3 separate regions of the Homo sapiens genome follow, and regions 1 and 2 are each linked to region 3. The links are chromatin loops, found by intact Hi-C in ENCODE. Cell type or tissue: Panc1. All regions are shown on one strand.

Region 1 (8,000 bases), 460 kb before region 3:
TTTCCTTCAGAAGAACACAGTTGCTGTAGTTCAGAGTAACAACAAACATTAAGCATAAGGTTTGTTTTTTTTTTTTCTTTTGAGACGGAGTCTCACTCTGTCTCCAGGCTGGAGTCCAGTGGCATGATCTCTGCTCACTGCTACCTCCACCTCCCAGGTTCAAGCGATTCTCCTGCCTCAGCCTCCCGAGTAGCTGGGACTACAGGTGCCTGCCACCACCTCCAGCTAATTTTTGTATTTTTAGTAGAGACAGGGTTTCACCATGTTGGCCAAGATGGTCTCGATCTCTTGACCTCGTAATTCGCCCGCCTCGGCCTCCCAAAGTGCTGGGATTACAGGTGTGAGCCACTGCACCCAGCCAAGCATAAGTTTATTTTAGAAAGAAAAAAGACATTGGCAGTGTTTCTGTCTTCCAGGCCTTCAGCCCATCAAAGCCCCTGTATAAAAACATCTTTTGGGGTCTCTTTTTAAAAGCTCCTATTCTCTTACCTCCCATCCTCACCTTAGCAGTGGGGTCCTGGTACCTGTTTTATGCACTGAGACTCTGCTGCTCCTGCATGATCACAGTTGATCGAGGAGGGAGTCTGCTCCTGAACCAACCTGGGCCAATCAGGAGTTTCCTCCCGCCTTCCCTGGGAATTTCAGACTTGAAATAGTTCATGTAGGGCCAGAACTTCAGAACAATGAGGCCAACTAGCAGTTAACCCGTTCTGTTGAAAAAAAAAAAAAAAGTGAGGTGTCTGCATTAAGAGAAGTAAAGATGAGCGAAGGAGAGTTCTCTCTGAAGTCCCAGAGATTTCCAGTTTTCAGTTCTATCCTCAGGCCAGCTGCCTTCTTACCCTTGGATTCGTTCTAGGAGATAGCCTTGATTCTGTTATAGTTTCCACTTTAATATTTACACCAGCTTGGGTTTTTCTGTTAAATGCACATACAAAAAATTTTGACCTGATCGACCACCATTCCATCTTTCTTTTAATTTAGCATTACTGCTTTCTAGCCATTTTCATAGGAAGAAAGTATAAAGCAAACAGAAATGAATATAAAAATTTGTTGCTGAATTACAAGTAGTGTCACGAAGTCTAATCCACAATAAACAGGCTTTTCAAAATCATTCAGAGCAAGAACAGGAGGAATGTTCCTGCTGTGGTGTTGTAAAGCTAATAGTATTATAATACTATAGTTCATATTGAAAGAATATATACTCCAACATAATACTGAACAGGGTAGGAAAGGAGTTAATGGCCAAGATATTGGGTGAGGATATGAGTAAGGGGGGACTAGAAATGAACTGCATCTCCAGGCCCATAGTCCCTATACTAATGGCTATGCTATGAAACTGCAAATTAGAATTTTGAGGCATTCTCAGAAGAAAATGACCAAATGAACTGAATTTTTTAAGTGGGCAAAAGGTGGATTCTGGAAACCACTTGGGCATGTTAGTGCTGGCATGATTCCAGCCATCTGTGTGTTCTTTGAAGTGATGTTCCTTAGGATACTTACTCTTTTTTTCCAAGCAAAAAGGCCAGCTGCCTTCTCACCCTTGGATTCATTCTAGAATCCAGATAGATTCTTTGATTCTTTGATCAGGATATCCTTGATTCTATAATAACTTCCACTTCAATCTTTTAGGAGATACACTCTTTTTGCTTGGTACTAGACTGGTGGTTCTGAGGACTATCTTACATTTTATGTATCTGGGTTTTAGCAGAGTCTGTGAGGAAGACTGCTGTGATATGCTTATGGATTGAATGGGAAAGTGTGGCTGGTTCTTCAGCCGGTAGAATGACCGAACTCAAAGAATGCATGTTGACAGACTGATGTAGACTGGAGAGAAACTGCAAATGACATGCCACCATGTTCATTAACGACTTAGGTGACAATATAAGGCATGGTCAAATTTGCATGGAGGGAAACTAGAAGTTATAATAAATACCAATACTAATGAATTAATGAAAAATCTCAACAATGTTATTAAACTGAACTGGGGTCTGCTTGCCCAGCATGGTAAGGCCAAACATCCATACCAAGGTTTTCAGCAGGAGAAAGGGGGGCATTTATTTGTAGGCACCTTGAAGCAAGGAGAATTGGGCAGTTTATGCTTAGGACCTGACCTCTTCAATGGCTCATAAGGAAGGGTTTTTAAATGCAGGGGTACATTTTAAGCAAGAGTTATAGGCAAAATTGTAAATTAATACATGGAGGTTCTATAATACATTGGTTTGGCCTAAAAGGGTGGGATATCTTGAAGTGGGGGCTTATAGGTAACAGATTTAAAGATTTTTTTGATTTGTAATTGGTTAAGGAAGAGAAGCTTTATTTAAAATTTTGGGGTCATCAGAAAAGAATGTTGGCCCTGGCTCTTGGGTATGACTTCTTTTAGACCCTTCAGGAAGAAATTCAGAGCAAGGAGTGGCAGCATTTAATCTTCATTTCCCCCTTACTAGAGGTTTATGTGTCAGTGGATCCACTTGGTGGCGGGTCTGGTTTTTTGAAAAACAACTTAGGGACGTATGTTATAAGATGCTCTTTTTAGTTTTTATAGAGACCCAAACCATCCAGTGACTAATTTTTTTGGCTATTGTTTTAAGTTATTATCTTTTTGTTCATTATGTTATTTTTTAGGGCTAGCTAGGTATCTGGAATTTTTTTTTAAGGAATTCAAGATTTTAAAAAAATTTTGTTTGGTGCGGGGACAGGCTGCAGGCCCCTAAGAGGGGTCCCTGTTCCATCTCAAAAGTAACACAGTTACTTTTACCTCCAAAATCCAAAAACCAACAAAACACAGCAAACAAAAAAGACAATATAAACTCCAGGCCAAAAAGAATAAGAGATAACAGAGAGACGACAAAATAATTTTTAGAAACTAGGAAGCAAATGGGCAATTGGTAACTAAATAAACTACAGAAAAATGAAAGCTGAGTGCCCACAGGAGGTGGTGGGGAGAGGGGCAGAAGCAAGCTGATTCAAGACCTTAAAGCTTGTCCACTAGGTTCCTCCAAAGACAGGTGAAGTGTGGTCAAAAATGGGAGCAGTGGAAAGTCTGTTAAGCCACAGTGAGACCCTCCTAGTTAACCCTTTTCACCTATGGAAACTGTCCCACTCCCGCATGGAACACTGGTGGTCTTATTTTCTGGAGTTGTGGAATCAGGACCTCTGGATTCGGGAATACCAGGCAGAGATGAAGGCCAGAGTGTTATACTGAAAGCAGAGGATTAAGTGGACGTCTACACACTGAGCAGCGAGATGCCCAGCTGCCTTCTCCTCCTAAGCTCCTAGAAAACTGGCATCTATTTAACATCCTTTAAGCAGGAAGTTAAAGGGTTCCTTTCTGAGAAATCCTGTCCAAGAAAAAAATGCTCATATATATACTGGCAGTTTGAGGGTTCTCAATGAAACAGCCCATCCTGGCCAGAGAAGCCTGCCTGTGAACAAATCCCTCGCACTGCTGTCAGCTTGCTGGCACCTTGCTAGCAGCATTAGTGGACAGCTCACGATCATCAGACTACTGAGGAACGCTTCAGGACTGGGAGAGATCCATATAAGCAATGGGAGGGGAGGAAGGAACGCAAAGGGAACAGAATTGGTGCAGGAAGTAGAAAAACAAAACGCAGTTCATATCCCCAGATAAGACAATACCATACACATGAAATAAGAGGATGCTATTAAAAGGAAGGAATTCAAAGAATGAGAACATTATAAGATTTAAAATGTAATTGCAAGAATTAATTCAATGAAAATATGAAAATAGAATTTAAAGAGACAAAATGGAAAACTGAGAACATTTCAGATAAGAAAATTAAAGGTTATAAAAGTCTAAATGAGTTCTTTGTGGCAGTTGCCACATCTTATAAATTCATGTACATTTCAGTGTGTGTGACTGCTTGATTATAAATAATTCCAGTGGGAGGAACATACCCTGCAATGATTTTTTATATGCAGTAGATGGCAGTGCATTTCTATAAATTTAGGACTGTATTTCATAAAATTTAATTGTCTTAATATGTTTTGTCTAACTTTCAACATTTCAATAGAAAAAAATCTCAGTCTCGCCCTCCACATTTGAGCAATCAGATCCATAAGCTCTGTTTGTGCGGCTCCCATCAGCATTGAAAGAAGGGCAGCTGGACCCTAGTATGTGTTTCTTGCTGCCCGTTTTTCAGCCTTAACCTAAACAAGTCTAGCAGGTATCAGGGCAACCAGATGAAGCATGAAAAGTCTAATCATAACCCTGAAGATCATACCCCAAATTTATCCTGTTTGCAGTTCAGGGTAAGTATGCTAATGTGAAGAGTGAGAGTTAGCAGGACCACTTGGCATTTTAGTAGACAGTCAGGTGTTTCTATTCAGGGAGTTCAGACAAGTGTAGAGGAGAAAGAGAAAGCCAATAAACAGAAACCTCTGGCCCAGTGACCTGCAACTGCATAAAAGAGGACAAGCAGTATTCAATTCTGTTATAACTAGTTCCAAGGATGCCAAGCCTCTTTTTTTTTTTTTTTTTTTTTTTTTTTTTTTAAGAGATGGGGTTTTGCTTTGTTGCCCAGGCTGGAATGCAGTGGTGCAATCACAGCTCAATGCAACCTAGTCCTCCCTAGCTCAGGTCATCCTCCCACCTCAGCCTCCTAAGTAGCTAGTATTACAGGCATGCACCACCATGCCAAAAAACCAAGCACAAGATTCCTCCTCTCTGGGCAGGGCATCTCTGGAAAAAAAAAAAAAAAAAGCAGCCCCAGTCAAGGACTTATAGATACAAACCACCATCTCCCTGGGACAGAACACCTGGGGGAAGGGGTGGCTGTGGGCACAGCTTCAGCAAACTTAAATGTCCCTGCCTGACAGCTCTGAAGAGAGCCAGCAGATCTCCCAGCACAGCGTTCAAGCTCTGATAAGGGACAGACTGCCCCCTCAAGTGGGTTTCTGACTCCACTGTATCCTGACTGGGAGACACCGCCCAGTAGGGACTGACAGACACCTCATACAGGAGAGCTCTGGCTGGCATCTGGTGTGTACCCCTCTGGGACTAAGCATCCAGAGGAAGGAACAGGCAGCAATGTTTGCTGTTCTGCAGCCCCTGCTGGTGATACCCAGGCAAACAGGGTCTAGAGTGGACCTCTAGCAAACTCCAGCAGACCTGCAGCAGAGGGGACTATTAGTAGGAAAACTAACAGAAAGGAATAGCATTAACATTAACAAAAAGGACGTCCCCTCAGAGACCCCATCCGAAGGTCACCAACGTCAAAGACCAAAGGTACATAAATCCATGAAGATGAGGAGAAACCATCACAAAAAGGCTGAAAATTCCAAAAACCAGAATGCCTCCTCTCCTCCAAGGATCACAACTCCTCGCCAGCAAGGGAACAAAACTGGATGGAGAATGAGTTTGACGAATTGACAGAAGTAGGCTTCAGAAGGTGGGTAATAACAAACTCCTCCGAGCTAAAGGAGCATGTTCTAACCCAATGCAAGGAAGCTAAGAACCTTGATAAAAGGTTAGACAAATTGCTACCTAGAATAACCAGTGTAGAGAAGAACATAAATGACCTGATGGAGCTGAAAAACACAGCACAAGAACTTCATGAAGCATACACAAGTATCAATACCCAAATCGATCAAGCAGAAGAAAAGATATCAGAGATTGAAGATCAACTCAATGAAATAAAGTGAGAAGACAAGATTAGAGAAAAAAGAGTGAAAAGAAACGAACAAAGCCTCCAAGAAATATGGGACTATGTGAAAAGACCAAATCTACGTCTGATTGGTGTACCTGAAAGTGATGGGGAGAATGGAACCAAGTTGGAAAACACTCTGCAGGATATTATCCAGGAGAACTTCTCCAACCTAGCAAAGCAGGCCAACATTCAAATTCAGGAAATACAGAGAACACCACAAAGATACTCCTCGAGAAGAACAACCCCAAGACACATAATTATCAGATTCACCAAGGTTGGAATGAAGGAAAAAATGTTAAGGGCAGCCAGAGAGAAAAGTCGGGTTACCCACAAAGGAAAGCCCATCAGACTAACAGTGGATCTCTCGGCAGAAACCAGAAAAGAGTGGGGGCCAATATTCAGCATTTGTAAAGAAAAGAATTTTCAACCCAGAATTTCATATCCAGCCAAACTAAGCTTCATAAGCGAAGGAGAAATAAAATCCTTTACAAACAAGCAAATGCTGAGAGATTTTGTCACCACCAGGCCTGCCCTACAAGAGCTCCTGAAGGAAGCACTAAATATGGAAAAGAACAACCGGTACCAGCCACTGCAAAAACATACCAAATTGTAAAGACCATCGACACTATGAAGAAACTGCATAAACTAACAGGCAAAATAACCAGCTAGCATCATAATGACAGGATCAAATTCACACATAACAATATTAACCTTAAATGTAAACAGGCCAAATGCTCCAATTAAAAAACACAGACTGGCAAATTGGATAAAGAGTCAAGACCCATCAGTGTGTTGTATTCAGGAGACCCATCTCATGTGCAAAGACACAAATAGGCTCAAAATAAAGGGATGGAGGAATATTTACCAAGCAAATGGAAAGCAAAAAAAGCAGAGGTTGCAGTCCCAGTCTCTGAAAAAATAGACCTTAAATCAACAAAGATCAAAAGAGACAAAGAAGGTCATTACATAATGGTAAAGGAATCAATGTAACAAGAAGAGCTAACTATCCTAAATATATACGTACCCAATACAGGAGCACCCAGATTCATAAAGCAAGTTCTTAGAGACCTATAAAGAGACTTAGACTCCCACATAATAATAGTGGGAGACTTTAACACCTCCCTGTGAATATTAGACAGACTGACGAGACAGAAAATTAACAAGGATATCCAGGACTTGAACTCAGCTCTGGACCAAGCAGACCTAAATAGACATCTACAGTACTCTCCGCTCCAAATCAACAGAATATACATTCTTCTCAGCACCACATCACACTTATTCTAAAATTGACTACATAATTGGAAGACACTCCTCAGCAAATGCAAAAGAATGGAAATCGTAACAGTCTCTCAGACCACAGCGCAATCAAATTAGAACTCAGGATTAAGAAACTCACTCAAAACTGCACAACTACATGGAAACTGAACAACCTGCTGCTCCTGAATGACTACTGGGTAAATTAAACAAAATTAAGGCAGAAATAAAGATGTTCTTTGAAACCAACAAGAACAAAGACACAACATAGCAGAATCTCTGGGACACATTTAAAGCAGTCTGTAGAGGGAAATTTATAGCACAAAATGTCCACAAGAGAAAGTAGGAAAGATCTAGATCAACACCCTAACATCACAATTAAAAGAACTAGAGAAGCGAGAGCAAACAAATTCAAAAGCTAGCAGAAGACAAGAAATAACTAAGATCAGAGCAGAACTGAAGGAGATAGGCATAAAAAACCCTTCAAAAAAATCAATGAATCCAGGAGCTGTTTTTTTGAAAAGATTAACAAAATAGACCACTAGCCAGACTAATAAAGAAGAAAAGAGAGAAGAATCAAATAGACACAATAAAAAATGGTAAAGGGGATATCACCACTGATCCCACAGAAATACAAACTACCATCAGAGAATACTATAAACATCCCTATGCAAATAAACTAGAAAATCTAGAAGAAATGGATAAATTCCTGGACGCACACACCCTCCCAAGACTAAACCAGGAAGATGTCGAATCCCTGAATAGACCAATAACAAGTTCTGAAATTGAGGCAGTAATTAAGAGCCTACCAATAAAAAGAAGTCCAGGACCAGACAGATTCACAGCTGAATTCTACCAGAGGTACAAAGAAGAGCTGGTACCATTCCTTCTGAAACTGTCCCAATCAATAGAAAAAGAGGGAATCTTCCCTAACTCATTTTATGAGGCCAGCATCATCCTGATACCAAAACCTGGCAGAGACACAACAAAAAAAGAAAATTTTAGGCCAATATCCCTGATGAACATCGATGTGAAAATCCTCAATAAAATACTGGCAAACCGAATCCAGCAGCACATCAA
Region 2 (8,000 bases), 160 kb before region 3:
AATAGGCATGTGCTGCCACACCCAGCTAATTTTTTAATTTTTTGTAGAGATGGGGTCTCACTATGTTACCCAGGCTGGTCTCGAACTCCTGGGCTCAAGCAGTTCTCCCACCTCAGCCTCCCAAAGTGTTGGGATTACAGATGTGAGCCACTGTGTCCAGCCAGTTCCCAGTATTGTAGAGTATGGTGACTTTTAAGAATTGTGGCTATTATCCCTTTTGATTATTTGTTTAGATCAAATACCATAATGCTTTATTGATAAATACTTTGGCATATTTGGACATACTTCCTAAGTATAGCGTGCTTGTGTATATAATGCTTTTCAGGTTTTGTGTAGTAGCGGGTATGAGTATGCTCTGAGAAAAAGAAGAATAGAAGTGAAAGACCTGGTTATACTTATTTTTAAATGAATCACAGACTTACAAAATTTGTAGAGCTAAGAGGTATCTTGGAAATCATATAGTCCCGCTCCTTCATTTTTAGGGTCGGGAATATAAAGGACCAGTGTGGTTGACTTACATAAGGTCACAGTAGTAGTAAGGAATAGCACAGTACTGTGAATAGGCTGAGATAATCAATTTATATTATTTCTGGATTTTCTGACCCAGTTTGAGGAAAGTATTGTGTATTTGAGAAACTCACACATTCTTAAAAAGTAATTTTTTAAACAGCTTTTCAAAAGATCTTTCATATGCTAAAATATTGAACAACATGCTTGGAGTATAGTTAAGAGGTGACAGTACCATGTAGTGGGCAGGTAGTTAAGAAATCTACATCCTAATTCCAGCTCTGGTACTTACAACCTTGGAAAAAGTCGTCCAGAATGAAGAAAGTCAGTTTGTATTATTCAAAATGAATGGATCAGGCGAGATTCTCTCTGAGGGCCCTTTTAGTTCAAAAATTCTGTGTAAAAGTGAAGCAGTTGTAAGCCATTGAAACTTGATGTGATCAAAGCTTTATGACATCAGAGCAGAGACATATGTGTAGTATCTCTCCAAAACGTATCAGCAGCTCAACATATAGAATTTCATATCTTGATTCCATGCCGTACCTACTCATTAGGCACTGTTGATTCTTTCCAGATACTTTCTATTTCTTAGGCTTAATTTGGATGCTCCTTCTTTGCTTGAAGCTTGGTACAGGAATATGAATACCAGGAATAGATATATATGAAGCAATAAACTTATTTGATAGTCTTTTGGCTCTTCCAAATGAATAGTTCACACATGTGTTAGATGTGTTGGTGTATTAAAGAATGAAGAAAACCCGAGGTTGCTTAAATTTGTAGCATCTTTTACTGTAAGGTACTATAACTGCTCTGTGGGCTAGTTTTGTTGAATTGGTATGTTTTGCTTGATCAATTTCCCTTATTTGATATTCTGGAAAATCTGTAAAAAAGTAAATCCGGAGTTTCTTAGCCAGCCTTACTCTAATTCAAGGAAAGTGTCCCATAAGAGCAGTAAAAAAGAAGACCATCTGGACCCACTTCAGTGTCATTGTACCTTGTCCCCTATCACTGATGCTAGTATATGGTTACTCTTATTTGCTGATTGCAGTGGTCTCCAAGTAATCAATCTGTGACCAGCCTAAGCTCAGACCATGTTTGCAGTGAAGCTTCCCCAACCTTTCTCCAGAAGACATATGGTCAGTCCCAAGGAGCCATTTACAATCCATATACAGAAAGTGCTTATGGAAGATTGTGTAGCAAGGGCAATGTGAAGCCAGTAGTGTGGCAATACTTTCCTTGCTGGGATAAGGTAAATCAGTGATAGGAGATAATGTATATAAGGCTCATAGCTTAGAGTCTGGCTCATTTATAAATGTTCAGTAAATATGTTCTTATTCTGCTTTACAATTTTGCCTTTGGACTTACAACCCTCAAGCAATCATGTATTTTGTTAAGGCTTGGGAAATCTTCTAGAATATTTGACTTAGTGTAGAGTTTTGATATAGTGTCCTTTCTTCTGTTGTTTAACTTAAAGAAGAGCTTAAATGTTTTGTGACTTCAGTATTCCTCATTTTGGGGCTTAGCAATTTAGGGGCATGATTTATATTAAAGACCTTCATATCTAGAAATAATTTATATGCCTTCTCAGGGTGTGGGAGTATAGGGGTATGAATTGTGAAAAATTGAGTCTCCTTTCCAAATGTATATGCTGTTTTAGGTCGAAAACACAAGAAGTCAAGAATACTAGATGAAAATGTTATCCTTAAAGTTAAAGGGCTCAATATTTTTTATTGCAAATGGTGTTCTAATTTTTTCTGTTATTTATATCATATATATTATTTAACAAAATAATTGATTTTGGGTTATTGTACAAACTGCATTATTGTCTGAATTTCTTTTGTCTTGCAAATTAATTTGCAAGAATAAAATAATTTTCTATTTTATCCTTTGTATTTCCAGTGTTAAAAATTACTGTGGTCTTTATTAAAAGTATGTGTTCAATTTAGTTAAAAAAGATTGTTTTAATGTAAAATGTTTAGTACTTTTTTCCCAAAAGAGAATGTCACAATTTAGAAGCAATCCAGAGTTTGTATTTAAAGGACTGTTTATAAGAAAACTATATGGAAAAAGTTGTCTGAATTACAACATTTTATTATTTTGATGTTTGAAATATTTTTAAAATTCTTTTATCATAAAGTCATAAATGAGATAAGGATATTTATGACCACTATTATCACTCACCTTTGTTTTAGAAGTTCTAACCAATGTAGTTATCTCAGAAAAATAAATCAGGAAGATATAGAAATCACTATTATTTATAAATGATATGATTGACTACTTTAGAAAAAGTTAATAAAAATTAAGTAAAAGGGGCCGGGCATTGTGGCCTACGCCTGTAATCCCAGCACTCTGGGAGGCTGAGGTGGGCAGATCATGAGGTCAGGAGATCGAGACCATCCTGGCCAACATGGTGAAACCCCATCTCAACTAAAAATGCAAAAATTAGCTGGACGTGGTGGCACACACCTGTAATCCCAACTACTTGGGAGGCTGAGGCAGGAGAATCTCTTGAACCCAGGAGGTGGAGGTCGCAGTGAGCCGAGATTGTGCCACTGTACTCCAGCCTGGTGACAGAGTGAGACTCCGTCTCAAAAAAAAAAAAAAATTAAGTAAAAGGGTCTGTGGTCAATCCCAGAAATAATCAAATGAATACAGATTAAACCGAAACATGAGATTTGCTTTTACCTTTCAGGTGGACAATATCTCATATAATAAGTACACACTTATTAAGTGTTTATTGTACATCAAATATCATATTAACTCATTTAATTCTAATAATAACCCTTTCAGGTAGGTACAATGATACAATCCCCATTTAACAGAAATCTGCAGAAATGTTGAGTAGCCTTCCAGAGGTCATAGAGCATGGCAGAGCTGAGATTTGAACTCAGCTATAAAATTCTAGTTCTAGAACCTATACTTTTATCCACTAAGCTGCCTCCAAAGATGGATAACATTCAGTGTTGGTGAAGGTATTTGGAAGAAAATAGCTACCTTCTCTGCACTGCAGATATGGGAATGCTTATCATGCCTCCTTTTCAAAAGGCATTCGGTAACACTCATCAACAGCTTAGGATACAGCTATTTTGCTTCTAAGAAATAATCCTAAGGAAATAATCAGGCAAGTGTGCAATAATGAATGTGAGGGTGTGTTTACAGCATAGTTTACAACAGTAATCTAAATGACCATCTTGAGGGAATTGTGTAACTAAATTATGGTATATACATCATACAGTGGAATGTTAAATAGCTATTAAAAAGGCTGATATAGTTTCATGTTTATTAATATGAATGCCCACTTTACATTTTGTGTGAAAACAAAGCAAGCTACAAAATAGTTTTGCTCTATAGTATCATTTCACCTTATTTATACATCAAAGTGGCTATACATTAAAGTAACTATACATGTATTATGCATGTATAAATCTGGCGAGGCGGGCGGATCGCTTGAGGTCAGGAGTTTGAGACCAGCTTGGCCAATATGGTGGAACCCTGTTTCTACTAAAAATACAAAAATTAGCCATAAATTGCTTGAACCTGGGAGGCAGAAGTTGCAGTGAGCTGAGACCGTGCAACTGCACTCCAGCCTGGGCAACAGAGTGAGTCTCTGTCTCAAAAACAAACAAACAAACAAACAAAACCCATAGAAGTATTTCTTTTTTCTGTTCCCCCAACTCTTATTATTTTGTGGTAAAATTAGGCCGACAATTTCCAGTTTGGTTTTTTGCCTTCTGAATGTGAGGCAGTCTTACATGGAGCTTTTCATGAAGCTCCACGTCACAATTTTGTTTTTGAAGTTTCAACTTTCAAGGTTATATTGATTCTCTATCCCCGAACTGCTCCAGAAATCTAGGTGTGCTGTCATTAGGTGGGGCTAGTGAGCTTTGGATGTTCTAAACTGCAGGTCCCACCCTCGTTTGCCTGAGCTTCCTGATGAAAACATGACTTTTAGGTAATATAATTTATAAGAAAATAGAACTCTGTTAAAGTAACTAAATATAAGCTATCACTGACTGTTAAAGCAGATGATATTTTAAGCTGCATTTAAAATCAACAGATGTCATTATTAATCAGGAATCTTTTGTCAGACAGTCAGAATTTTTCTCTGAGATGCTCTGTATGGATCCTAATTACAATACTCTTCCTAATTACAATACTCTCCTTCCTAAGTGTTAGGAAGAGCTTCCTAAAGCTTGTACTCCACAGCACACCCCATCCTGGGTTCAGTCTTAGCCGATATTGAAGTGCTTTGAGGCAGTTCATTTTCTACTCAAACTTTTAGTTCACATGCTTAAAACTAATGTAGTTGGCTGCGTTCTTTCAAAGTCTTCTTTAGAAGTAATTGTCTGATGCATTTTAGCATCACCCCAGTCCAAGACCCTAAACTGATATGATGTAAAAGAAGAAAGAGTCACTACTGATTTATTGCAGAGAACCCAAACTCTTGGTGTTAGAGATCTTGAAATTCTGTGTCCTTAAAGAGGAATGAAGCCTACCCCTTCTTTCTTATGTGAGTGGATTAATTTGCTTACATGGTCTCTGTAGGCAGAACAAATACAAAGGTCTTGCTGAGTTGCCTAAACATATTCCTTAGAACAGAACTGCTATAAAAAGCAAATTTTACAGAAAATAAGCTTTAAAAAAAATTTTGTCAGAGGCCACAATTTCATCATGGAGTCTCACTGGTTCTTACAGATGGGGTTTAGTCTCATTTTTTGTATTCCCAGCCCTGGCATTGATTTGCTCAAATTAGAAGATTATCTTATTGGGCAGTCTCCCATTGATAAGCCCTGCTCTGGAAATATACCAGGCTACATTTATTGGGCCCATGTTTTTTTTTTTTTTTTTAGTGCTTTGGGGTCAGTCACTCATTTGATCATGCATAGAAAAATCCCAGAATTGTTTTCTGAGGAAGATTTTGCCCAGAAATGATCCCTCCACCACCCTCCATGCAGGAGAGGAGTGGTCTTTTGTGCAGGTGCTCATGTTGGTTAGCTTTCTTCATCTTCATAAAAGGATGAAACCCTTCCAAAGTGGCTTTGCACTGGATCACATGTCAGATGTTCAAGGTCAGATTTATATTAGTGGATATTACCTTGAACTTTCTGTTGCCAGTTCTTACAAGAAATTCATTATAAAGAATTACTTGGAAAATAGGAAGCCCAGACATGGCTTTAAGAGTTAAAATTTAAGTCTAAATTTACCCTTGGACTGAGTTGGGAGTATAGTTGTTTATCCAGCACCATTCTAGTGAGCCACACATGTTAATTTTTAAAAATAGCCAAATTCAAAACAGATGAAATTAATTTTAATAGTATGTATTATTTAACTCAGTATATCTAAAACACTACCATTTATAATCTTGTAAAAACTTATGATCAATATGTCTTATTGATGAGATATTTTAATTTTTTTGTGCTAATTCTTTAAAATCTGGTGTGCATTTTATACTTGCAGCATATCTCATTTTAGGCTAGCCACATTTCAAATGATCAATAGCCACATGTAGCTAGGAGCTCCTGTAATGGACAACACAGTGTTGTACCATTACTGAGCTATGTATGCTTGTTCCTGAATTGGGCCTATTGGTGTTAGGCCAATGAGATGACATAAAAATGGTAATACAACACTATAGTATTTGATGTAGTTAGAAGAATGGAGACTAATACTTCCTACACCATGAAGACCAATTGGAGAAAGTTCTCCAAATAAGAAATAAATCATTTCTTATTTATTTACTTATTGAGACGATGTCTTGCTCTGTCACCCAAGCTGGAGTGCAGCGGTGTGATCTCGGTTCACTGCAACTTCCGCCTCCTGGGTTCAAGGGATCCTCCCACCTCAGCCTCCCAAGTAGCTGGGATTAGAAGTATGTGCCACCACGCCTGGCTAATTTTTGTATTTTTAGTAGAGACGGGGTTTCACCATGTTGGCCAGGCTGCTCTCAAACTCTTGACCTCAGTGATCCTCTTGCCTTGGCCTCCCAAAGTGGTTGGATTACAGGCATGAGCCACTGCGCCCAACCATCAGGAAATCATTTCTGTTTATCTTATGGATGGGGAATGGGTCTGTGATTCTTGTAACTCTTTGGATGTTAGAAAGATCAGAGATAAATTAATGGCCTGTTTCTAGTGTCTGAACAGAGGAGAAAAGCATGAGTTCTGGGTATAAACTTTACCCCACATTTCTTTTCTTTTTTTTTTTTTTTTTTGAGACGGAGTCTCGCTCCATCACCAGGCTGGAGTGCAGTGGCGCGATCTCAGCTCACTGCAACCTCCGCTTCCCAGTTCAAGCAATTCTCCTGCCTCAGCCTCCTGAGTAGCTGGGATTACAGGTGCGTGCCACCACGCCCAGCTAATTTTTGTATTTTTAGTAGAGACGGGGTTTCACCATGTTGGTCAGGCTGGTCTTGATCTCTTGACCTCGTGATCCACCCGCCTCGGCCTCCCAAAGTGCTGGGATTACAGACATGAACCACTGTGCCCAGCCTACCCCATATTTCTTAAGCTTGCTTTCCTTTTTTGACAACTTTCAGCTTGTTGAATGTAATACTGCAGTGTTTCAATTCCTTTTAATTAATAAAAATATTTTATTTCAATTTTCACAATGTTTCAATAATTATATCTGTCTAAATTTTATGGGAAATAGAATTTAAAAATTCTTAGGCAAATCTCTCGGTTGACTTTTGGTTCATTTTAAATTTGTTTAACAAATTTGGATATACTTGGAGAGATAGTGTCAGTTATTTGGTCTAACTTGGGACTACATATAGATAATACCTGGTGATTTCTTATGTCAGCAGTTCTCAAATTTCAGCATTTATCAGCATCAAATGGGGAACATGTTAAAAACCTGATATTTGGGCTGGGCGTGGTGGCTCACATCTGTAATCCCAGCAGTTTGGGAGGCTGAGGCGGGTGGATCACCTGAGGTCAGGAGTTGGAGACCAGCCTGACTAACATGGTGAAACCCTGTCTCTACTAAATGCAAAAAATTACCCAGGCGTGGTGGCACATGCCTGTAATCCTAGCTACTTGGCAGGAGAATCTCTTGAACCCGGGAGGCAGAGGTTGCAGTGAGCCAAGATTATGCCATTGTACTCCAGCCTGGGAAACAAGAGAGAAACTCCATCTCAAAAAAAAAAAAAAAAAAATCTGATATTTGGGCAGCATCTAACAGGTGGCTTATGATCAGTAGATTTGGAGACTAGACAATGGTGGTTGAACATGCTGTCTGCTGTTATATTCCTGGTAGCTGCCTCTTCCAGCTTTCTTCTTCCTCTCATCTCCAGAAAAAATGCTGTAACCCCACAATCCTTTTCTTTCTTTCCCTGCCACTCTCTGGCTAAGCACCGTGTTTTTATCGGTCAACTCAGATTCTTTCCCTTCTGCTTCACCTATTATCTAGGTTTTGTGTACTAAACAGTGGGACATATCCATTGTATTACTGAAGTTCTTTACATCTATGACAGAAACCCAACCTAAACTCTGCAA
Region 3 (8,000 bases):
CAAAATCAGTGTGCAAAAATTGCTAGCATTCCTATACACCAACAACAGGCAAGCAGAGAGCCAAATCATGAATTAACTCCCATTCACAATTGCTACAAAAAGGATAAAATACCTAGGAATACAGCTAACAAGGGAAATGAAGGACTTCTTCAAGGAAAACTACAAACCACTGCTCAAAAAGAAATCAGAGAAGACACAAACAAAAGGAAAAACATTCCATCCTCATGGATAGGAAGAATCAATATCATGAAAATGGCCATATTGACCAAAGTAATTTATAGATTCAGTGCTGTTCCCATTAAACTACCATTGACATTCTTCACAGAATTAGAAAAAACTATTTTAAAATTCATATAGAACCAAAAAAGAGCCTGAATAGTCAAGACAATCCTAAACAACAAGAACAAAGCTGGAGGCATCACACTTCCTGACTTACAGCTATACTAGTAATTTCTAACTATACTAGTAACTTACAACTATACTAGTAACCAAAACAACATGGTACTGATACAAAAACAGACACATAGACCAATGGAACAGAATAGAAAACTCAGAAATAAGACTGCACACCTACAACCATTTGACCTTCAGCAAACCTGACAAAAACAGGCATTGGGGAAAGGATTGATTCCCTATTTAATAAGTGGTGGTGGGAGAACTGGCTAGCCATATGCAGAAAATTGAAACTGGACCCTTTCCTTACATTATATACAAAAATTAACTCAAGATGGACTAAAGACTTCAATGTAAAGCTGAAAGCTATAAAAACCCTACAAAAAAATCTAGGCAATACTATTCAGGACATAGGCACAAGCAAAGATTTCATGACAAAAGTACCAAAAGCAATTGCAACAAAAGCAAAAACTGACACATGGGATCTAATTAAACTAAAGAGCTTCTACACAGCAAAAGAAACTATCATCAGAGTGAACAGACAACCTACAGAATGGGAGAAAATTTTTGTAGTCTGTCCATGTGACAAAGGTCTAATGTCCAGAGTCTACAAAGAACTTAAACACATCTACAAGAAAAAAAAAAAAAAAACAATCCCATTAAAAAGTGGGCAGAGGATATGAATAGACATTTCTCAAAAGAAGACATACACGTGGCCTACAAACACATGAAAAAAAGCTCAACATTACTGGTCATTATAGAAATGCAAATCAAAACCACAATGAGATGTCATCTCATGCCAGTCAGAATGGCCATTATGAAAAAGTAAGAACACAACAGATGCTGGCGAAGTTACAGAGATAAAGAAATGCTTCTGCACTTTCGGTGGGAGTGTAAATTAGTTCAACCATTGTGAAAGACAGTGTGGCGATTCCCTAAAGATCTAGAACCAGAAATACCACTTGACCCAGCAATCCCATCACTGGTTATATAACTAAAGGAATATAAATCATTCTATTATAAAGATACGTGAACATGTATGTTCATTGCGGCACTATTCACAATATCAAAGACATGGAATCAACCCAAATGCCCATCAATGATAGACTGGATAAAGAAAATGTGGTACATATATACCATGGAATACTGTGCAGTCATAAAAAGGAATGCAATCATGTCCTTTCCAGAGGCATGGATGGAGTTGGAAGCTATTATTCTCAGCAAACTAAAACACAAACAGAAAACCAAACACCACATGTTCTCACTTGTAAGTGGGAGCTGAATGATGAGAACCCATGGACACTGGCGGGGAACAACACACACTGGTGCCTGTCGGGGGTGGGGTAGGGAGAGGGCGAGCATCAGGGATAATAGTTAATGGATGCTGGGCCTAATACCTAGGTGATAGGATGATCTGTGCAGCAAACCACCATGGCACACATTTGTCTATGTAACAAACCTGCACAACCTGCACACATACCCCTGAACTTAAAAGATGAAGAAAAAAAAAGAGCAACTGATTGCATGGTAGTGTTCATGAGTTTTCTAGTATATGTTTAACCACTGGCTTTCTGGAGAAAAAAGTGTGTGTATATTTGTGTGTATGTAGGCTGTGTTTATACACACACATATATGTCTGTGTATAAATATATGCATGTGAGATATATGTATATATGTGTATAGATATAGATATAGATATATATGTATAGATGGAGGCATCACACTTCCTGACTTATAATTTACAAATAATAGTAAAAGAGACACTGAATGCTTTTGTTGATTTTTGCTACCTACAGTGGTAATTGAAGAACAAGTATAATTCCAACAAGAATATTTTCATTTGCATTAACAAGTAAAGACAACAGTGTAAAAGGGAGACATGTTGGAGTTTCATATTCCTTTGTCAATAGTTTTTGAATATTAGACTTACATTTCTTCATGTTATGTGTGTTTGTGCTATTTGCAATGTAACAGCACAATTTGAAGTTTCATCTGCATTCTAATTTTCTCCATTAATTTCTTAAGTCTGGACCTTAAGTAAAGAAAAAGGCAGTAAACTTTTCCTATAAAGGGCCAGAGAGTAAATATTTTAGGGTTTTGGCCCAAAGACAACATGTAAGCAAATGGCCCTGGCTGAGTTCCAATGAAGCTTTGTTTACAAACACAGACAGCTAGCCATTGGGCCTGTAGATTGCCCACCCCAGTCTAGACAGCCTACAGAACAATAAATCAAGCCCTGATATTGCATTTCCTGATTTCTGTAGTGTTAATACGCCCACTATGGCCAATGTCAAACCACCAATGACATCATGAAGCACAGAGTTCTAACTTCTCTCTTTGGGCTGCCGTCTTCATACAAGTTCCTCATCGCTGCATTGTTTCAAGTAGAGACTGGATAAATAGTCACTGAGTTGTGGTATAAGGCTGCGGGAATTTTTTTTTTTTTTTGAGACAGAGTTTCGCTCTGTCGCCCAGGCTGGAGTGCAGTGGCGCCATCTCGGCTCACTGCAAGCTCCACCTCCTGGGTTCACGCCATTCTCCTGCCTCAGCCTCCCGGGTAGCTGGGACCAAAGATGCCCGCCACCACGCCCGGCTAATTTTTTGTATTTTTAGTAGAGACGGGGTTTCACCATGTTAGCCAGGATGGTCTCGATCTCCTGACCTCATGATCCGCCGACCTCGGCCTCCCAAAGTGCTGGGATTACAGGCGTGAGCCACTGCGCCAGGCCCAAGGCTGTGGTTTTTAAACTTGGTGACTTTAAAAAATAAAATGCATATTCTTGGTACCCAGATCTTAGAGATTCTGGTTCAGTAGGTCTGGAGTGGGTCCCAGCAGTCTGTTTTTATTTTGCTTTGTTTTGTTTTAGGCCCCTTAAGTGATTCTGATACAACTGTGGCCTGTAGTCTGGGAACTCCTAGGATAAAGAGATTTTGCATTAAATGTCCTTACCGTGTTTGTTACAACTATAACTCTCCTGGACTTTTGACAACTAACATGTTTTAACAGTATGAAAATACTAAGCAGCTTACAGGCTTTTTTTTTTTTTAACTTATTTTGTTTTCGTGTTTTTATCGTGTTTCCTTTTTCTTTAGTTGGGCATGATTTTAGAATTTATTTTGCTGGATAGTCTATCTTGATTTCAAAGTATTCTTTCTAAAGCATTTTAATTTTTTTCTTCCTCTTATGAACTGCATTTATATTAGCTAAAAAGATGATCCATGCTGTACATTTATACATTTCTGTAAGACTTAAATTCTGTGGGTTTAGGAAGTATTATTTTCCTGACTTATATATGGCAAATATTGAAGTAGCTGAATTTGTCTTGCTAGAAGTCTCAAGGTATGAATTAATGGAGATAACTCAGACAATTTTTTCTAAAGGGCATTACTTGCTGGAATGTTTTCTTTTTTCCTAGATTAACAGAAAATGTTATAAAATAAACTTTTATTTGATTTCTGTATTTTAAGATTTATTGTCTAGGGTTTTTTGCTAGAATTGTTTATGATCTATACCTCTTTCAGTTACTTCCCTGTTCGTATTATTGAAAATGTTCAATATGCAAAAGGAATGTATTTAATAATTTTCCTAACTATTTTTTTATGACTTGAAGGTATCAGTTTATGTTGAAAGAAAGTCATGAAAAATAGGTGGGAATTGAACAATGAGAAGAACACTTGGACACAGGAAGGGGAACATCACACACCGGGGCCTGTCATGGGGTAGGCGGAGTGGGGAGGGATAGCATTAGGAGATATACCTAATGTAAATGACGAGTTAATGGGTGCAGCACACCAACATGGCACATGTATACATATGTAACAAACCTGCACGTTGTGCACATGTACCCGAGAACTTAAAGTATAAGAAAAAAATAATAAATGTAAAAAAAAAGAAAAATAGATTACGTGTAGTTGTAATACCTAGTAATCCTTACTGGAAAGAAAAGTGTTAAATAGATATATGGTTGTCATAACACTAAAGTAAAACTTGAGAAAGAAAATTTTGTGGGTTTTTTCTTTCTTTTTTTGCATTGTGGTTGCTTTAGGAATTATTCTACTGCCCTCTAATGGTTGTGATCAGATTTCTTTCAAAATTGTCCTGACAAACGATTTCTCTTGTTAATTCAAGATTTAGTTATTAGTGCCATGTCTTTTATAGCTGATGTGCCTATATTTGTCTAATTAATGTCATACATAAATATATTTCATTATATTCAACTGAATAATTTTCCAACATACGTGCCAAATAATTACTACTGTGGCTTTTAATGAGCTCTAAAAATACATTAATTCTAGCGTTTAAGTTTCTTAGTACTTAATGAAGAAAAATACTGTTCCAAAATCCATACGTATATTCTTAAAACTTGGGAATTCCTGCTATTGCAAAATAGATGAATTGATCATTTGTAGATAGTTTTGTTAATGTGAAAATTCCCTTCCATTTTACTCTAGCTAGATGAGAACAATGTAAATCCTGTAAAATTAAAAATATTATGAAGACAGACTGTATAAAACAGGACTGTTTTGATATCTCTGCATACATATTATGCAAACATTTCTTGATTTTGTATATATTAAATTTTGTTTAGTGAATAATGTATACAAGTGCTCAAATCTGCTCCCTTGTGAATATGAGAGATGTTTGCTATAGATTTGGTGACGTGCTTTTCCAAACCTGAATTCAGAATGCCTATTCTTGATGAAGGCTTTCTGAAATATGAAAGAAAGACTTTATTTATCAGTAATGTACTTAACTATGTTTTGAAAACAACAGAATTAGGTGAAATTAGGACTGGGCCAGGTAATCTAGGACATTTGGTCATCATAACACTAAGGAAAACCTGCAAAAAAAGGAGAGGGGATTGATTATTATTTCCATTGTGGTTGACAAGAACTAAGTATTTGCATGTAATTTTCTTATTCTGCTGCCAAATGGCAATGACATTTACTTCTACAACCTCAAACAAACATGTAACCAAACAAAAACACATTTAAGTTCTAAGGAGTGTTATTTAACAAAACTCCACTCAAGAAATTCAGTTGATCATTCACTCAACCATCAAGTGCTTATTTCTTGCTAGGACGATGAGAAACAACCAGGAGGGAAGTTGGAACAGGGATTTTTGGAATTGAGAAGGAATAACTAAAAAGAATAGTTAAATTATGTCAAAGGAAAACAAAGTGTTGTTTCCTTTAGAGATCATTTAAAGGGGCTTTGTCTACTATTAACAATTACCAATTCCTCTTAACTACTCGAGTCCACGTGCAGTGGCTTCCCAGGTGAATTCTGTTCATTATCATGAGACTATGTTATGAAATAGGTATCATGGGCTCTCCTCTAACCTACTTTTGTTTCAAGTAAAATATCAGATTCATTTACTGCATCTTTTTCTGTAAGATAAGCAAGCAAACAAACAAACATAGAAAAGGATCCTTACCTAGTTAGAACCACTAAACCCCAGGAGAACAAAGGAAAATATTTTCTCTTAACCCACAGCTTTGTTAATATCAGCTTCATGAAGACTAAACTCTGTCAACCTAATCCTATCTGTTTAGTGTTTTTGGCTCTTTGGACTGCTCCCATTCTTACCTCTGTTCATTCTGTCCGTGTGTTTCAGTATTTTCACGACTGTCGTGGCCTTTGTTTTTCCAACTCTTTCTGCCTCTGGTGAATCTCTTCCTTCCACCTCCCCCTATAATTCTCCTTCTTCATCCTTTTGAATGATCAGGCCTTGCTCATCTCTGTATCCTCAGGGTTTAGCACAGGGCTTAGCACATGGCTTAGCACATAATTAATGAAGCTTAGGAGACCCTTGTTCAGTTTATAGAATGTGGGATGCTGGGCCAGGATCTTCAAAGACTAAAAGTGGTGAACAATTTTGCCACTTTCTTTATCTGTTATAACACAGGTATGATAGATGTAATCCCCTATATATTTTTACTTACTTATAGCCTGTATTCTTAAAGTGATTTTGACCTTTTCAAATTACTTTACCATCCTTTGTCCCACTGGATTTGAATCTCACGTGCCTATGGAGAAAGCAAGGGAGTTATTATTATCCCATATTACAGTTAAGCAAATTGAGACAGAGATTAAGTAGTTTTCTTTGTCTCTATGAGTGACAGAGCTGAGACTAGAATCTGCACTGTAGTTCTATATGAAGTGGAGTATAAATATCCTTCCCAAACTATAGATATATAAATTACATATATATATACACACACATAAACTATATATACATATCTATACACACACAGTTTTTGCATAAACATATGAAGTTATTCAAACATAGTTTTTTTTATAGAAACATAGCAGTCTAGAAGTATGTTCCTGTTTGGCTTAAGAGTTTTGTATAGACCCTAACAGTCATGTACTTACTATTCAGACTTGAAAAGGCTGTGGATCTAAAGATTGTTTACTAGTTACTGAGAGAAATCTCCTGCATTGAATTACTTTGGTAGATGCTCTTTGCAAGATCAGATGTGTTTGGCACCATACTACATGTTTCATTGAGTGGAGAGGAGGAAGATGAAATGACATAATTAATTATAAGACCAGCCTTAAGATTTCTGTGCTTAAAGAGCTATTCAGCCCCAGGGAATTACTTCAGGTCTGAGGCTGGGATGAGTTTCTTAACTTAATTGCCACTGCTTCTTGCCCTAATGAAGTTCTTTTTTAACAAAGTGAGGAGCATTTCTGGTGCTCTAGATAAGAAATCAGAATGTGGCCTATTTAGTTATTTTAGTGAGAAGAGGGAGCAGTGAAGGCGATAAAGAGGTATACCTATTTAGAACAATGGGTAATGTAATGATTTATCCGACAGAATTATCCCCCAAATAATTTGTCCCTGAAGAGACTTAATATTTGTTTTACTCTTAGGTAGTAAGACCTGAAAGCTCATTATGATCCCTACACAAACTAGTGTGGTCTCAGGACTCTAACTTGCAATGACTTATGTGAAAATATATCAGCAACACTGAGCCAAATGCAGAAAACAGTTGCCTTGCTGATTGTATTTAAAACTCAAAGCAGAGTCAGCCAATAGAGCCAAAACTGTTACTTAGCTGAAGTTAGGTTTTTTCTGACACTGCCCAACTTCTGTTATTTCCTTCTCTGCTTTCATGGTATCACTTTCCTATCCTCTCATGCTCTCTAATTGCCCAGAGCCCATGCATAGGCCTGCCTGCATTGACAGTACTCTCTGCTCTGAACCACACAACTGCTCACAGCCATCAAAACCTCCTCTTATTTAGCCTGTCGGTTGAAATATGACTCAAAAGTATTTTATACTCAAGTGTACTGAGGAATTAAGGTTCAAGGATGGTTCATTGTGGTCTTCTTTCTTCTTCCCTTCCTCCTCCCTTCCTTTCTTCTTTCCTTTAATTTGTTTTGATAGGGAACAAGTATTTAATGACGGTAAATCAATCAGAATAATTTAGGTTATACTTCAATAATAATGACCAACAAATCTCAGTGGCTTAAGCTAACAAAGGATTACTTCTCATTCCAAGTCAGGTTATCAGGGTCCCTGTGGTCACTCAGGGACCCAGAGAGCCAGGCTGGGGAGCATCCCTGTTCAAACATTGCCACTTGCTGTGTCAAAGGG

The links. Peaks named below come from ENCODE experiments on the same cell type or tissue, not always from the same donor. Only the 100,000 strongest peaks of a DNase experiment are listed, where the experiment ranks them.
Region 1: it touches region 3 in a loop (3-fold over the local background); 36 of 110 quality-filtered maps call a loop at or near these places.
Region 2: a loop joins it to region 3, with 15 times the contacts of the local background. A loop is called at or near these places in 63 of 110 quality-filtered maps.

The regions. Positions count from the first base shown.
Region 1 is chr2:196,755,008-196,763,007 of GRCh38, reverse strand. No RefSeq gene overlaps it. Among named protein-coding and RNA genes, the nearest start is that of GTF3C3, 41 kb to the left of the region's middle. In Panc1, CTCF peaks have their summits at 3,761 and 3,967 (motif pointing right); no DNase peak of the experiment used is centred here.
Region 2 is chr2:196,450,150-196,458,149 of GRCh38, reverse strand. The region is part of intron 1 of HECW2 (HECT, C2 and WW domain containing E3 ubiquitin protein ligase 2); the gene reads left to right. LOC105373821 (a long non-coding RNA gene) reads right to left here and starts at 889. Exons shown (of 5, transcript XR_007087827.1): 1 at 803-889. RefSeq lists an enhancer at 4,050-4,149. In Panc1, CTCF peaks have their summits at 4,143 and 4,367; a DNase peak (open chromatin) is centred at 4,379.
Region 3 is chr2:196,294,770-196,302,769 of GRCh38, reverse strand. The region is part of intron 13 of HECW2 (HECT, C2 and WW domain containing E3 ubiquitin protein ligase 2); the gene reads left to right. Among named protein-coding and RNA genes, the nearest start is that of HECW2-AS1, 39 kb to the right of the region's middle. In Panc1, CTCF peaks have their summits at 4,259 and 4,462 (motif pointing left); no DNase peak of the experiment used is centred here; H3K27ac peaks cover 3,760 bases.